Linked DNA regions of Mus musculus: region 1 is linked to region 2. The links are chromatin loops, found by intact Hi-C in ENCODE. Cell type or tissue: heart. All regions are shown on one strand. Each heading gives the region's core, and the rest is flanking DNA. Links, peaks and the distances in the headings are about the cores only. Region 1 overlaps 4930402H24Rik (RIKEN cDNA 4930402H24 gene). Region 2 holds the start of Atrn (attractin).

The links. Hi-C counts contacts between places; a loop is a spot of excess contacts. Peaks named below come from ENCODE experiments on the same cell type or tissue, not always from the same donor. Only the 100,000 strongest peaks of a DNase experiment are listed, where the experiment ranks them.
Region 1: it touches region 2 in a loop (2.2-fold over the local background); 3 of 42 quality-filtered maps call a loop at or near these places.

What each region holds. Positions count from the first base shown.
Region 1 is chr2:130,816,619-130,821,996 of GRCm38, forward strand. It overlaps 4930402H24Rik (RIKEN cDNA 4930402H24 gene), which reads right to left. Exons shown (of 37, transcript NM_029432.2): 3 at 3,851-3,970. Among named protein-coding and RNA genes, the nearest start is that of 4930402H24Rik, 21 kb to the right of the region's middle. In heart, for the core only: a CTCF peak has its summit at 2,270 (motif pointing right); no DNase peak of the experiment used is centred there.
Region 2 is chr2:130,904,310-130,909,687 of GRCm38, forward strand. Atrn (attractin) reads left to right here and starts at 2,186. Exons shown (of 29, transcript NM_009730.3): 1 at 2,186-2,658. The coding sequence starts at 2,252. It overlaps A730017L22Rik (RIKEN cDNA A730017L22 gene), which reads right to left and starts at 2,087. Exons shown (of 3, transcript NR_015523.2): 1 at 1,902-2,087. In heart, for the core only: no CTCF peak of the experiment used is centred there; DNase peaks (open chromatin) are centred at 2,142 and 2,672; H3K4me3 peaks cover 2,326 bases; H3K27ac peaks cover 1,610 bases.

The sequences.
Region 1 (5,378 bases), core at 252-5,251, 88 kb before region 2:
GAGAAAAACTGTCTCAATAAATTAAAATAAATAATAAATTTAAAATTATGTAAAATGTTTAAAAAATATTTTTGAAAAGTAAGTACCTCATGTTGGCCTTTTCTACGCAGTGAGGCTAAGGAAGAAGCCTGTGGTGGCCTACTCCATTCATCCTGGCACTCAGAGGCATCTCTGAGCTCCATCTCTGTGAGTGTGATGTCAGTGTCATCTACACAACAAGTTCCAGGGCAGCAAGGACCACATTGTGAAACTCTGCCTCAAAACCCAAAAACCTAGAAGCATAAATCTGCTGATCTTAACTTTCTAACTATAAGGATTTAAAAATGACCTTATTAATTTGAAGTAAAATGCTTATTTGCTAGGTATCCCCTGTGCAAAATTACAGGGTAAAAGCACATCTCTGGGAATTTAAACACACTCTTTATTTTTAATACTAAAATGTCCTTGCAATCATGAAATGTGTAGCAACTGGAAACTTCCAAAATAAATTCTTTCCAAACCACTGCATGTAAGGGAAGATATTTTATTTTATATGTGATATTTTTGTTTTGTTTTATTTTATTCATATGGGTATTGTGCTTGCATATATATCTGTGTATTACTTGTGTGCCTGGTAGTTGCAGAGAAGCCAGGAGACAGGGGTCTGATCTCCTCAGACTCAAGTCGCAGACAGTTGTGAGTCACTGTCTAGGCACAGGGAATTGGATCCAGTCCTCTGGAAGAACACCCAGTGTTCTTAACCACTGAGCCATCTCCCCAGACCCCTGAAAGAAAGGCCATTTTATTTTATTCAAGGCAAGGTCTTTTTATCCTAGCCCTGTCTCGGAATCTCCTAGGTAGACCAGGCAAGCCTCCCAAGTGCTGGGATTAAAAGCTTGAAACACTTTTCCTGGCCAAGAAATTTAAAGTCAAAATCTGAAACAAACAATAAACTGAAAAAATAAACTGATGGTGTCTCCTACTAACATTAGAAGCTGCATCTATGAAGTCTCACCAACATGACTGTCCAAGCATGGGCTGCACAGGGCCACCACCAATGGACATGCCAACATGGGCAGAGAAAAACCGGCGAAGCCTCAACCCTACACACAGAACTGTGGTCGCTGAGAAAAAGCTGCGAGTGGGAGAGCTGTTCTTCCCAAGGAAGAGCACACCAACTGGCTGTCCAGTGACAAATAGTCAGCCCTGAAAGCATACATAAAATAATATTATATGGACTGAGGAGATTAGATATAGGAATATATATATATACACACATATATACGTATATATGTATGTATGTATATATGCTCAATAATAATTAAAGAAAAAAGAGGCCAAGGATTGAAAGAGGGGGAGGGCCACATAAGAGGGTTTAGAGCAGTGGCTCTCAGCCTTCCTAATGCTGTGATCCTTTCATACAGTTTGTGGTGGTGACCCCAAACCACAAAATTATTATTGTTGCTCTTTCATAACTGTTATTTGTCACAATGTAAATGTCTTTTGGAGACAGAGGGTTGCCAAAGAGGTTGCAACCTGCAGGCTGAGAAACATGAAGGAAAGGTTAGGAAAATGTGTTACAATGTATTATAATGTCAAAACCTAAGAAGAAAAGGACCTGAAGAAGATCACAGTGGTGGCTGTGCATGCAAGCCTGCAGCAAGAGGCTGAGAAGCGCCTGCATCTGAAGCCAGCCTGATACAGAGTGAGAGCTTACCTCAGACGGAAAGGTAAGGAAAACCAAAGAAGATGCTAACTCAAAGTACTTTCAGTCTCCCTTTTCTGCGATCATAATAAAAAGGACAGCTCTAGCTAAACTATATGAATAGTATTGGGGTCTTTTCCAAGGTAAAATTTTCTCAGACAGAAAGATAAGGAAGAAAAAAATGAAGAAAGGATACTAACTCAAAGTCTCCTTTTTCTGTGATCTTAATAAAAAGAACAGCTCTAAGAAAACTATATGGGGGCTGGTGAGATGGCTCAGCGGGTAAGAGCACTGACTGCTCTTCTTAAGGTCCTGAGTTCAGATCCCAGCAACCACATGGTGGCTTACAACCACCCGTAATGAGATCTGACCCTCTCTTCTGATGCGTCTGAAAACAGCTACGGTGTACTTATAAATAATAATAAATAAATCTTAAAAAATATTAAAAAAAGAAAACTATATGGGTAGTATTGGGGTCTTTTCCAAGGTAAACTTCCAAAGATGATACAACTCAGAACTATTTAATAGGAAAACTCTTCACTGCATGACAGGCTTTCTTGTTTATTTTGTGGTGATCAGCAGCAGCCTTGGTGCCCACTAGATGCCAGTAGTGCCACAGATCGAGCCATGGCCATCAAAACTGTCTTCAGACATTGCTAAATGTCCCCCAAGGGACAAAACGGCCCCCCATCTGAGACCACACTACTCAAGTGAGATCATCTGACATGGAATGTTTGCTTTCATGGCATCCCAGCTGCCTTGCAAGTGCCTAGTCTCTTGTCCAGTCTTACTTGTTTGTTCTATGTCTCCTGACTCATCTTGCAGACAATTTATAATGCTAAGTACACGATATGAGAAGTAGCTCCTGGGCAACAGCCCACAGGAGCATCAACGCTCGCAGTGTCTCCAAGCCAGAGAAGGCAGACTGCAGGCAGAAAGCCTGCATTGTATTAAAGTCACACAAAAAAACAATTCCCAAAGACAGCAGGACAATAGCCCCTTGTTCCTCAGCTAAAGATCCACATAAAATCTTCTTTCTCACAGAGCAGCTTACAAGAGCAGTCCGTCTTTGCCTCAAAGCAGAGAGTGCTTTCACTGGCAACAGCACACGATCTGAACCTTCCGTGAAAAGGAGCAGCGGGCAATCCTAAGAAAAACTAGCACCCTGCCAAGAGACAAAGCCAAACACCAATGTCTGCTTTGGTCTCAAAGATGATTTACCCAATAAATGTATTCTGAAAACTGCTGCTGACAGTCCGTTATCCAGTCCATGACCAATAGGAATATTCTATTTTAATAGGTCAACACGGAAATGCTATTTTTCACTATTAAAAAGATAAAATCTTACCTGGTATAATCCTAGCTACTTGGGAGGCTGAGGCCAGAAGGCTGCCAATTTTAAGACCAATCACATTATTCAAACAGTAAAACAAAATAAGGCAAGAATTTAGTGGAGCTTTGGACTATTTAAATTCTGCTTATATTTTCCTATTAAAAGATCACAAACAGGGTGCTGAGTGTATGTCTTTAATCCCAGTACTAAGAAGGCAGAGGCAGGTAGATCTCAGAGTTCAAGGCCAGCCTGGTCTATACAGTGAGTTTCAAGCCAGTTAAAGCTATATGAGACTCTGTCTCAAAACAAATAAATAATAACAAAAACCCAAAAAACACAGACACAGAAATAAAAAATCATGAACTGGGGATGTCCAGATGGCTCAGCAGTTAAAAGTACTTGCTACTCTTCCAGAGGACCTGGGTTTGATTCCCAACACGTGAATGGTGATTTACAACCATCTGTAACTCCAGTTCCAGGAGATCTGATGTCATCTACTGGGCTCCAAGGGCCTCAAGCATGGGAGCACACACACATGCATACACACACACACAGTACACATACATACATGCAAGCAAAATAGTACAATACAGTAAAATTAAAATTAAAACAATTTTTACAAGAAGATCACAGCTGTGCGTGGTCTTTAATTCCAGCACTCGGGAGGCAGAGGCAGGTGGATTTCTGAGTTCGAGGCCAGCCTGGTCTACAGAGTGAGTTCCAGGACAGCCAGGGCTATACAGAGAAACCCTGTCTCAAAAAAAATCATGAATTAAGGGTCCAAAGAAATAAATGACTCTCTCCTACCTTTTGCTAATATAATATAGACTTACCATCTAGAATTTCTTCAGAAAATCCCGTTTTCTCAAAATCAGTGGCATTCTGACTGTACAAACCAAAAAGCAGGTAATTTGCCAGCTCTCTACAGCCTTCATTGTACCTGCTGTCAATTCCTGCAAAGCAAAGAAGGCTTAGGATTAGCTGGCCTATACCATGGAATACAGTAAGAGCCCGTTTAGTAAGGCCTTGATGGCCAAACCAGGTTTGTGCTAAAACTAAATAAATGACCCCTTGTAAGAGAAACGGGCTGAGGCATAAGGTACCTTCCTTGGATCTCAAAATCTACACAGGTCGGAGAATTAAGCAACAAGATTACTAAGGCTGTTAATTCTGAAAAGCATTTTTTCTTTCAGTTTTTACTTTACATGTATAGGTGTTGAACTTCCATATGTATGTGTATCATGTGTGGAAGAGCACCCTCCATGATCTACCAGATCCCCTAGAATTAGAGTTATAGATGGTTATGAGTCACCATGTAGGTGCTGGGAATAGAACCTGGGTTTTCTGGAAAAACACCAAGTGCTCTTATCTATGAACCACCTCCAGCCCATATGAAGCATTTCTTACGGGCAAAAGGAACCAGAAAATATGGTGTTCTGTGGATTTACTACAGATCTTGGAATATTTTGTTAGCCTAAGAACAGATCTCAGAGAGATCCTCATGAAAAAACGTATATGATCAACTAAAGACAAGTTAAAGTGGTTCGAAAAAAGAGGAAGACAAGTGGACAGACTAGCACCCACTGGCCCTTCCCAAATGTCAGAAGCAGTGTTTAGACTGCACTGTAAGGGGTGGTGCAGTGACACACACTCCTGCAGATAACCTTCACTAAGGTTAGTCTAGAAAGGCTGGACCAGAGACAAAAGGAAATTACACGACACTGTCTTTACTTCTGTCTCTCAATGACTTTGCCATCCGAGGACTACAGCTATTGGCAGGATGGAAGGATCAGAGGCAAGCAACTGCTCTCTGTGTGGTTTTGAAAAGAAAGGGTTGGGCTGGCTAGATGGCTCAGCGGGTAAGAGCACCTCCAAGGTCCTGAGTTCAAATCCCAGCAACCATATGGTGGCTCACAACCATTCATAACGAGATCTGATGCTCTCTTCTGGAGTGTCTGAAGACAGCTACAATGTGCTTACATACAATAAATAAATCTTAAAAAAAAAAGAAAAAAGAAGCCGGGTGGTGGTGACACACGCTTTTAATCCCAGCACTTGGGAGGCAGAGGCAGGCGGGTTTCTGGGTTCAAGGCCAGCCTGGTCTACAGAGTGAGTTCCAGGACAGCCAAGGCTACACAGAGAAACCCTGTCTCGAAAAAAAAAAAAAAGAGAGAAAAAAGAAAGAAGAAAGAAGAGAAAAGAGAAAAGAGAAAAGAGAAAAGAAAAAAGAAAAAAGAGAAGAAAGGGTTGCAGCAGGCACAGTGGCGCCAGGACTTTAATACTAGTATTAGGGAGGCAGAAGCAGGCAAGTCTCTGAGTTTGAGACTAGCCTGGTCTACAGAGCAAGTTTCAGGACAGTCA
Region 2 (5,378 bases), core at 174-5,173:
TTGTAACTGTGTAGTCTACCACATGACCATGGTAGGTCCATGTCTCCTGCTTCCTTCTTTCATCATATACAGCCGTATGTAGAACACAGTAGAGGAGAAAGAGAAAAGACAAAGAAATGAACAAATGTGAAGACTGGAATCTGGTTTGGAGCCCTGGGATAGCTGGGGTGAGGCTGCTGTGTATGCAGTTCAGCTCTACCAGGCCTTCAGGGGATGCAGAGTGAGCAAGGTCAGGGCCTGCGCTGGACACTGGTGTCTGACTATGGGTGCACTCCAATTCTCTACTCCCAGGTTAATCAGAGAGGTTTCATACATGTATGTGAGGTTTTCTTTGTTTTCCAGGACCAGGTGCCCAAACTCTCAAGTACCTGCATAAGTATACTCTGCACAGCCCAAGATTATGAGGCAAAGTTCTGATTAGCCTCTCTAAAGCAGGCTGAAACATTGCTTGAAAGAGCAATGGGCCTCTCACTGGATGAGACACAGGAAAGATTTGTTCCTATTTAGATAATGTAGACTTGATGAGAAATCTTGCTTGTCAACTTGACTGTATCTGGGATCAACAACAACACAAGCACATAGGCATTCTTGGGAAGAACTGGTTTTTCTTTTTAAGACTAGGATTCTCTATGTAGCCCTGGCTGTTCTGGAATTCACTCTGTAGACCAGGCTGGCCTCACAGAGATCCACCTGCCTCTGCCTCTCAAGTGCTGGGATTAAAGGTGTGGGCCACCATTTCTTGGGCATGAAGAATTGTCTTAATCAGATTACCTGAAGCAGGAAGACTCATTCTAAATCTGTGTAGCACTTTCTCATGGCAGATAAGAGGACAGAGAAGAAGAAACTTTGCTTTCTGTCTGCTTGTTCTTATTCTTGGAGGGAAGGTCATCTATCAAGTTTCTGCAGCGTTACCTCACTGATATTAGAACTGACTTCTTTGGATCAGCAGTGAGATCTCCAGGAATCTTTTAGGACTCCAGCACCGAATTGGGACTGTGGAGTCCAGTCTTGTGGATCAAGCACCTTTCTAGGGTGGGACAGCCATTGTTGAACTACTTGGACTGCATCCTGTAAGCCAACTAAATAGATCTCTATCTATCTATCTATCTATCTATCTATTCTTTTAGTGGAACAACTCAGATGGCTAAAACAACCCATATGGCTTCTTCACTCAGTGACTGTTCTTCCAGCTATAAGCTTACCAGATTCATTTGCCTGGGACCTTTTCTCTCCATATGACCTCTGTATGAATCTTTCCAAGGTGGAAGAGCAGGAGAATCCCAGGACAACAAATAAACAAATACCTCCCAAACCAGACCAAGCAACAAAAGAAACAAAAAATAAGATCAGAGCTGGAACTGACACGTTATCTCTTTACCATATCCTTCTATCGGTTTAATATAGTCAAGGTCCAGCGTACATTCCAGGGTAGTGGCCCATACAAGGTTATGCTATTGGGAAGTATGTATCATTGGGAGTAGGAGAGGCACTGGCGTTAGCAAGAAGGGTGTGCAAGCTGAGAGCGCTCCCGGTAATTCTGGGCTGTTCTTTCTTCAGAGAATATGGATAGGTCGTGGGGTACAAGATAATGCTAAACTTCTCCTGCAGAATTTAAGGTACACATAGACATGGTCTGCCACTGGTTCAATCCGCTCGCTATCAAGGAAAGCCTGGCTGTGTGTGCATTCAGTCAGTTACACATCTATTCATATGCAGGTGCTTAATTAACACACGTGCCATTTTGTTATCCCTAGTTTAGAAACGCGAATGCAGTAAGTACTACTTCTTCAGGTCTCAGCTAGCAACACACGACATCATTAGCCTTTTGGGTCCGGTTTCTCACCAAAATGGAGTTGGGGTTATAAGCTGAGCTTTGGAGGCGTCCAAAGGGTAACACTTACCACAGTCAGCTTGTCTAGCAGAGCCAGGCAGCCACTGTAAGGAGGTACTGGCTAACTCGTCGTAGCGCGGTGCGGAAAGCAAAGAGCCTCCGTAGACTAGGCGATGTTCATCCGCGCTAAGACCCTGGCATTGAGCAGGTCTACATGCTGGGCACGCCGGAAGACCACGGCCCTGGTCCCGCCCCCGCGCATGCCAGCCCCGCCCCTGCCCGACGCACAGCGGGAGCCCCGCCTTGGATATGGACCCGCCGGGCCACCGTCGCCCGGCCCCGCCTAGCACGGCCAGGCGAAGGGGAGCCGGCGTGCGGGGTGTGTATGTGTTCGCTGGGCGCCGGCTCAGCCCCAGGAAGATGGTGGCGGTGGCGGCGGCGGCGGCGACTGAGGCGCGGCTGAGGGGGAGCACGACGGCGACAGCAGCGCCTGCGGGCAGGAAGGGCAGGCAGCACCGACCCTGCACCGCGACAGGGGCCTGGAGGCCGGGACCGCGCGCCCGGCTGTGTCTACCGCGGGTGCTGTCGCGGGCGCTGCCCCCGCCGCCGCTGCTGCCGCTGCTCTTTTCGCTGCTGCTGCTGCCGCTGCCCCGGGAGGCCGAGGCCGCTGCGGTGGCGGCGGCGGTGTCGGGCTCGGCCGCAGCCGAGGCCAAGGAATGTGACCGGCCGTGTGTCAACGGCGGCCGCTGCAACCCTGGCACCGGCCAGTGCGTCTGCCCCACGGGCTGGGTGGGCGAGCAATGCCAGCACTGCGGGGGCCGCTTCAGGTGAGTGCGGGTGGGGAGTGCAGGCCCAGCCTGATGTTCCAGGCCCAAGGCAGGTGCAGGGCTTGAAATCGCGAGGGTAGAATTTGCCCCACTGTGTTTGATGATGGCTTGCCTCCTGGAGGGATGTTCATTTGGTGGCCTTCGGGTCTGCCTGTGGTGGAAGATTGAGAAGGAACGGGAACACTCGGGAGGCATTTGTTGCTGTGGGTTAGATGTGGGTCCTGAAGAGTATAAAAGCCCACCTCGAAAACGGGCTTATTTAGGATAAATGAGGTATCAAGGAAACGGTGAGTGAGTGAGTTCTTCAGCACTTGCCTTTGACCAGCCCAAGAGATTGGAGATATGTGTGTCTGGAAGAAGTACAGCCGAGGAAGTGACATGTTGGGTGAAAATAGAAGGTAAGGCTGGGTTGTAAGATTTCAGGGATAAAAGTACCATTGGTTGTTGTTCCAAGGAAAGTGAAGAAACTAGTTTTTGGATCCTCACTGTTGGCCTATTGGAACGGGGTTGTCTAGAGAGGAGAATCCTATTAGCCCTAGATTCTCCACAACATGCAGTTGGCTTGGTTTGGGGCAGAACCTCTTGGAGAGATCACTTTTTAATTAGCTTTTATCTATTATTTGCTTCTGTTGTGAGAGAATTTTTGGATAATGCACACAGGTAGATCCATCATCCAGAGTTTGATGTGGTCCACAAGAAGTTAGGAACACAGCAAGGGGAAGTTATAAGACCTACAGTGTCATCCATATCTCAGGCAGATATTTGTTGACTGGGTTCCCCATTTGACGTGGGAAAGTGAGGGAATGTGAACGTGGCGTAGGATTGATTCTTGCTCCAATTGATCTTATGTTCTAGTGAGGGCTGACAGGCAGTCAACACGTAACTAGGCAAAAGGAATGAGCAGGATAATTTCAGATAGTGGTAAATGCTAAAAGCAAAATACAAACAGGTGGTCGGTCTTCCAGGATTCCGATAAGTGGTGACATTAGAAGCCACCCATTTGAGTGTCATTTGATCTGAGTGAGGCCTGAACCTGGCATAAGAGAACCTGTGGAAATGAAGGGGCAGAGAGTGTGTGACTGGCTAGCAGTAAGCAGAGAAGTCTCGGAGGAGGAGGAGGAGGAGGTGACATTGAATTTGAGCATGTGAGGTTAAGTAGGATTTGCAAGCGTGAAGTTGGGGAGAAGAATTCCAAATGGAAAAAAAAAGCTGCAGACATAGTGGTAGAGTCCAGAAGGTGGAGTTTTGCCAGTGCCCCTGTAGTAGAAGAGAGTTGTAAGGGAGAAGCTTGGAATGTTAAAGTAATAGATCTCTGTTAGATCTTCTAGGGGACTCAGAGATCAGTGGCAAGATGAACTCTTAAGTTTTACAATGGAGAAACCAAGGAACCTCAGCACCAGTGTTTCGGGGGTTGGTCTAATAGTTTAGCGTGTTGTGATTTTAGGCTTCGAGATACAGTGGTAAACAAGTTGTATGTAATTTTATTCTTGTAGAACTTAACTTTTCGTTTGGGAGTAAAAAATACCATAATGGAGCTGGAGAGCTGGCTCAGTGGTTAAGAGTACTTGTTGCTCTTGCAGAGGACTGGGGTTAGGTTCCCAGCACCTACATGGTGGCTCATGATCATTTATGACTCTAGTTCCAGGGGATGTCATGCCTTCTTCTGACTTCAGGCACCAGGCACACATGCAGGCAAAACACTTACACAGGAAATAAAAATAAATATTTTTAATTTGGAACTTACTGTGTAGGCCAGGCTGGCCTCAAACTCACAGAGATCAGCCTGCCTCTGCCTCCCAAGACCTGGGATTAAAGGCATGTGACATCCTGCCCCCTTAGTCCCCCCAATAAATAATTCTTTAAAATTATTTAATTTTAAATCCAGTAATCAATATATTGTAATTTTGCATGATTGTGGAGGTGAGGGCAGCGGTAGAAGCCAGCTCCTTTCAGAGTGAGACTAAGATTCATCTTTCTGTTGAGATACTCCTGAGGGGCAGGATGGGGGATGAGTGACATCAAGACAGGTTAGAGGGGAGATCCAGTGTCCATAGCAGAGAGAGCAAAAGGGACCAAGACTGCAGAGAGAGGTCGGTGCAGTGCTATGCCACATAGAGGTAGGAAGTGGATTTAGGATTTGACCTTTCACCAAAGAGCAATGGGATGCAACAGGTCACTCTGTTTTCATGAAATTGTAGACTTAGAGACGGGAACCAGAAAGGGAATAGCCTTAAAGGTCAGTTGACTTTAGATGCTTCCAAGATCAGGGGGATTGATGGAGGGACCTTCAAATTCTGAAAACCTGGGCTACAGGCATGAGATGTTATGGGCAGTTGATAGAGACTGTTGGTGTAGGTCAGAGCCAGACACCACTGCTGCTAGTAGAGACGAGGTAGATATTGTGTGGGAGTATAGAGATAAAATGGTTAGGTCTCTCTTTCAGATCGGTTTGTTCTTGGACATGTGAACACGATAGTGAGGAGAAAAGGCTAGCTCTTACTTTGGGTGATTGAGAGGCAATATTTACAAGGCACAGGGACATAGGTAGGACTAGGCTGAGATAAGCTTAGATTTATACACAGAGTTTGGGGAGTTTTCAAGGTATGTGCCTGGCACATGTTCCTTGTTGGTTGAGGTTATTTACCTGTAAGAGGGCTTGCCAGGGAGAGAAAGAGATCTGAGTGTCCACATGAATAGTTCAGAGAAGAGCCTTTTAAAAC